2 separate regions of the Homo sapiens genome follow, and region 2 is linked to region 1. Evidence: read pairs that join two places in POLR2A ChIA-PET (ENCODE). Cell type or tissue: PC-9. All regions are shown on one strand. Links, peaks and the distances in the headings refer to the core of each region. The heading gives the core; the rest is flanking DNA. Region 1 overlaps ZNF341-AS1 (ZNF341 antisense RNA 1). Region 2 has its middle 4.4 kb from the start of PXMP4.

The links. ChIA-PET counts read pairs that join two places held together with the same protein. Peaks named below come from ENCODE experiments on the same cell type or tissue, not always from the same donor. Only the 100,000 strongest peaks of a DNase experiment are listed, where the experiment ranks them.
Region 2: POLR2A ChIA-PET joins it to region 1 with 11 read pairs; 8 of 35 experiments call an interaction of 5 or more read pairs at or near these places.

The regions. Positions count from the first base shown.
Region 1 is chr20:33,795,141-33,798,053 of GRCh38, reverse strand. It overlaps ZNF341-AS1 (ZNF341 antisense RNA 1), which reads left to right. Exons shown (of 4, transcript NR_110623.1): 2 at 59-136; 3 at 2,438-2,540. Among named protein-coding and RNA genes, the nearest start is that of ZNF341-AS1, 15 kb to the left of the region's middle. In PC-9, for the core only: no CTCF peak of the experiment used is centred there; DNase peaks (open chromatin) are centred at 943 and 1,343; H3K4me3 peaks cover 989 bases; H3K27ac peaks cover 2,500 bases.
Region 2 is chr20:33,723,245-33,726,157 of GRCh38, reverse strand. No RefSeq gene overlaps it. Among named protein-coding and RNA genes, the nearest start is that of PXMP4, 4.4 kb to the right of the region's middle. In PC-9, for the core only: no CTCF peak of the experiment used is centred there; a DNase peak (open chromatin) is centred at 1,587; H3K27ac peaks cover 2,050 bases.

The DNA of each region.
Region 1 (2,913 bases), core at 233-2,732:
CCAGAGTGATAAGATCTGTGTTGGTTTAAGCCACTAAGTTTCTGATTCTTTATTACAGAAGCAAGAGGAACCTAATACTCTTCCTCATTGGCCTTCCTGTCTCCATCTTTATTCCTTCCAGCTCATTCTCTACATGGTAAGCAGAGGTATCCTTTAAAAAATATGTGTTTGGCTGGGCACAGTGGCTCATCCCTATAATCCCAGCATTTTGGGAGGCCGAGGCAGGCGGATCACTTGAGGCCAGGAGTTCAAGACCAGCCTGGGTAACATGGTGAAACCCTATCTTTACTAAAAATACAAAAATTAGCTGGGCATGGTGGCATGCACCTGTAGTCTCAGGAGGCAGGGGCACGAGAATCGCTTGAATCTGGGAGTTGGAGGTTGCAGTGAGCTGAGATCACGCCACTGCACTCCAGCCTGGGTGACAGAGAGAGACTCTGTCTCAGGAAAAAAAAAATTATATATATATATTTTTTTGACATCTGACATATATATATACACACACATATATATATACATATATGTACACACACACACATATATATGTTTTGACACTGGACATACATATGTATGTCGGATCCAGTCACTGAATGCTCACAATCCTCCAATGGCTCTCCACGTCCCTCAAGTAAAACCCAAAGTCCTTTCAATGTCCCTCAAGTCCCTACATGATGTCATGATTTTCCTGTCACCTCCTTGCCCTCCCCCTTTCCAGTGCCTCACTCCAATCACACTGGCCCCTCTACTCTTCCTCAAACACACCAGCACCCTCCAAACTCTCAAAACCTCTACTCACCTCTACTTTTTTTCCTTCTCTATAGTCCTCGTCACCTCCTAACATCTATAACTTACTTATTTACTTTGTTGTTTATCTTCTGCTTCCTCCACAAAGGATCTCCACAAATGATTGTTTTGCTCATGATGTATCATCAAAGAACTATGCTTGGCACGTCATAGGTACTCAAGAAATATTTAATCAATAAATAAGTGGACTGAGGTAGCAGTGGCCTGGGAAGCAGCCTTGCCTTGATGAGACTTTGGACAAGACCTTTTCTCTCCCTGGGCCTGTTTATTCTCTGTGATTCTTCAAAGGACGCAAGGCCCTAAAGTTGGGTTCTGTGCCTAAGCCTACCTGAGGCACCCTCAGCTAGTAAGAAGTCACTGCCAATCCTTAGATGGAGCCTGCTCACCTCCCTGATCACCACCCTTCAGGCCCTGAAAGCCTTGTGTGTGGGGGGGTCACTTGCTGGCAGCCTTGGGGGTTGGGAGCACCCGTAGCTGCCACCTCCACTCCTTCCTCCCCAAAGGAGACAAAACTAGTCCAACCAGTTCCCTGGGCCACAGGGACACCTGCTCTGTCGACTTCCACCTGCTCTGTCGAGACTTCCAAGCCACCTGCCTTAGTCATTTGGCCCAGATATTCTCTGCTCCCTCTTTGAACAAAGGAAGATATCCTTTTATATCAGACATTACTTCCCAGGACCCTGGGTCAGTCATATCTCGGTCTACATGACAGATTCTCTGGTCTCCCTGGGGTGAGAGGAGCGGGTGGGTAAAGTGAGCCTTCTTCTCTCAAAGTGCTGTTGTTTATTCATTCGACAAATATTGATTGAACAATTCCTGGGAAGGTCTAAGCACTGTAGATACTTCAGGAACAAAACAGACAAAAGTCGATGCCTTTGTGGACCTTTTGTTTCTAATGAGGACAACAGACAATAAACAAATGTCTAATATAATGTCAAGGGTGACGTATAAAAATAAAATAGGGTAAGGAATTCGAGAATGATGGAGGTGGGGCTATGTTACACAGATTGGCCAAGGAAAACTTATCAGAGGAAATGAGTTTTTTTGTTTATTTATATATTTATTTATTTATTTTGAGACAGAGTCTCACTCCGTTGCCCAGGCTGGAGTGCAGTGGCATGATCTCAGCTCACTGCAACCTTCACCTCCCCAGTTCAAGTGATTCTCCAGCCTCAGCCTCCTGAGTAGCTGGGATTACAGGCACGCACCACCATGCTCGGCTAATTTTTTGTATTTTTTAGTAGAGACAGGGTTTTGCCACGTTGGCCAGGTTGGTCTCAATCTCCTGACCTCATGATCCACCCACCTCAGCCTGCCAGAGTTCTGGGATTACAGGTGTAAGCCACCACGCCTGGCCCAAATGTCCCAATTTTTTACATTTTCTAATTGCTTCTGGAGTATAGGAGCATAGTAGATTTGTATATATTGATCTTGCTATTATTTCAGCACCCTTGCTATTATCTCACCCTTTCCAATCCTGATACTATTTATTTCTTTTTCTTGCTCTATTATTCTGGCCAGGCCACTAATGTAATATTGGAGTCATAACAGCAGGCATCCTTGTGTCATTCCTGACACTTCACCACTGTAGTATATTTTAAATTTGTTTTTAAACGTTGGCTTACTTTTTCAGACACTGTGAATGCCAAACTGTCTGGAGGCTGCCATGAGCGGCCAATTTGTGATCTCTGCTTTACCTGAATTATTTCCGTGAATTGTGACATCAACCTCGCCAGGTAGGTACTATTATTCTCCACACTGACACAAGGAAACTGAGGTTCAGAAAGGTGAAGTGACTCGCCATAGTCACACAGCTAGGAGGGGGCAGAGCCAGAATTCAAACCCAGCTCTGCTTGATACCAAAGACTGTAATCTTTCTCTTTTTTTTTTTTTTTTTTTTTGAGACAGAGTTTACTCTTAGAGTAAGAGTCTGTCCATGAGTTTACTCTGTCACCCTGGCTGCAGTGCAATGGTGAGATCTCGGCTCACTGCAACCTCCGTCTCCCGGATTCTACAAATTCTCCTGCCTTGGCTTCCCAAGTAGCTGGGATCACAGGCACATGCAACCACGAATGGCTAATTTTTTGTAGTAGAGATGGGGTTTCGCCA
Region 2 (2,913 bases), core at 307-2,806, 72 kb after region 1:
TACTGGCATCTCTTCATCCACCAAACACTTATCAGTCACATGTCCAGTTCCCTTGGGGCTACCTGGTTGGCACCGAACAGAATCCAATCACAGCTTAGAGACTCCTGGGGTAGGTAATGTAATAATTCCAGGCAAGGGGTCAAGCAGGGAGGAGGGAGAGTGGGAAACGTCCAGTGTCCCACTCCACAGTGAGTGCTCCAGCCACCCCAGAAAAATTAACTTCTCTGTGGGGAGGGAAGAATCTCATGCTTAAATCAGACTCCCAGCTACAAGGGGAAGAATGTGCTGACACACAAGGCAATGCTGGGTCCTGACATCTTGTTAGGTTGGTTGGTGTTGGTAGTAAGCAGCAAAGCATGTGGCTGTTATGGATTGAATTGTGTCTTCCCCACAAAATTCATACGTTGATGTCCTAGCCCCTAGTACCTCAGAATGTAACTGTAACCTGAGTCTTTAAAGAGCTAATTAAGGGGCCGGGTGCGATGGCTCATGCTTGTAATCCCAGCACTTTGGGAGGCTGAGGTGGGTGGATTAGCTGAGGTCGGGAGTTCAAGACCAGCCTGGCCAACATGGTGAAACCCTGTTTCTACTAAAAGTACAAAAATTAGCTGGGCATGGTGGCGCGCACCTGTAATCGCAGTTACTCGGGAGGTTGAGGCAAGAGAATCACTTGAACCCGGGAGGCAGATGCGCCACTGCAGTCCAGCCTGGGTGACAGAGCAAGATTCTGTCTCAAATAATAAATAAATAAATAAATAAATAAAGAGCTAATTAAGGTTAAACGAGGTCCGGCCAGGCACAGTGGCTCAGGCTTGTAATCCCAGCACTTTGAGAGGCTGAGGTGGGCCTTGGAGTTTGGCAAGGTCAGGAGTTCAAGACCAGCCAGGCCAACACAGTGAAACCCTATCTCTACTAAAAATACAAAAAAAAAAAATTAGCTGGACATGGTGACGGGCACCTGTAATCCCAGCTACTAGGGAGGCTGAGGCAGGAGAATCACTTGAACCTGAGAGGCAGAGGTTGCGGTGAGCCGAGATTGCGCCACTGCACTCCAGCCTGGGCGCAACAGAGCAAGACTCTTGTCTCAAAAAAAAAAAAAGGTTAGGGCCAGGCGCGGTGACTTTAGGAGGTCCAGGCGGGAGGATCACTTGAGGTCAGGAGTTCAAGACCGGCCTGATCAACATGGTGAAACCTCATTTCTACTAAAAATACAAAAATTAGCTGGGCGTGGTGGTGGGTGCCTGTAATCGCAGCTACTCAGGAGGCTGAGGCAGCAGAATGGCTTGAACCTGGGAGGCGGAGGTTGCAGTGAGCCAAGATCACGCCACACTGCACTCCAGCCTGCGTGACAGAGCAAGACTGTGTCTCAAAGAAAAAAAAAAAAAGAAAGAAAGAAAGAAAAGAAAGCACTCAGGAAACAATCCCTGGCCCACAGGCAGTACTCAGTACTGTACTCTCTGTAAGTGCTTACTGGGCAAAGGTGAACAAACAGGCCCTGCACTGAGGAACTCAGAGTTACGTAAAATTAAAAAGGTCACCAGATAATAAGCGTCCCCATTATTGCAACTCTATCCTTAGCACCCTGCAGGGCCCCTTGAGGGCAGAAACTTATTCAACTATGTGAGAAAGTACTTAGCAAAAGAGAGCACCCAGGAAGAACTTGCCAAACCAAATAGTTTCGAAACACCTTCTGATGCCGGGCCGTATGTCAGGACTTTGTGACTGACTCCTCATGGGAGCAGTAGAAGTAGATTTCTAGAAATTCTGTTTGGTTCCTTTTCAAATCTGCCATGAAATAAATAGTTTTTTGCTCCCAATATTGATTTTTTTAAGTTTTAAATTTCGTGAGCACAATTTTTTTTTTTTTTGAGATGGAGTCTTGCTCTGTCGCCCACGCTGGAGTGCAGTGGTGCCATCTTGGCTCACTGCACCCTTCGTCTTCTGAGTTCAAGTGATTCTCATGCCTCAGCCTCCCGAGTAGCTGGGACTACAGGTGCCTGCCACCATGCTGGGCTAATTTTTGCTTTTTTTTTTCTTCTTTTTTTTCTTTTTGAGACGAAGTCTTGCTCTGTTGGCAGGCTGGAGTGCAGTGGCATGATCTCGGCTCACTGCAACCTCTGCCTCCCGGGTTCAAGCGATTCTCCTGCCTCAGCCTCCTGTGTGACTGGGACTACAGGCGCGCACCACCATGCCCAGCTAATTTTTGTATTTTTAGTAGAGATGAGGTTTCACCATGTTGGCCAAGCTGGTCTCGAACTCCCGACCTCAGGTGATCCACCTGCCTCAGCCTCCCAAAGTGCTGGGATTACAGGCGCGAGCCACTGTGCCCGGCCTGTATTTCCTTTTTGCCAAGGGTTTGGAGAGCACATCTACTCGGTTATCATCTCAAACCAGGTTCCCAGTTCATAGCTTGAGCTTTCTTGATCTATTATATCAGGCTCTACTCCCTGGGGTACAAAAAAACTCATCAATGATCACAACTTCCTAAGGAAGAGCTTTAAAAAAAAAATTCCTCTTTCCTTCTCCTTCAGCTGTTCTGCTTAGCACCAAGGCAGCCTTTTCTGTAGTTCCTAGGGGCTGGTGGTGTGGGTTGTGCAGTGGATTCATTTCACATTAGACTTGAGGGCAACACCCTTTGGGGCTCAGCTTAATGTGAGGAGATCTGCTATATGGCTCCCCACCTGGGGAGGCCCTAGATTTTCACTTGTGTCCCTCTTGCCCTGTGTGGTTGACAAGCTGAAACTTGCAGGTTTAATATTGGTAAACGCCCTCATGTCATAAGTAGCCTTGGTGCTCCAATATCCCAATCTTCCCGTTAAGCATCTGGTTACCAGCTTTCACTCCATAATTGGCCTGAGCATTCCTCATACTTTTTTTTTTTTTTTTAAGATGGACTTTCGGGCCGGGCGCGGT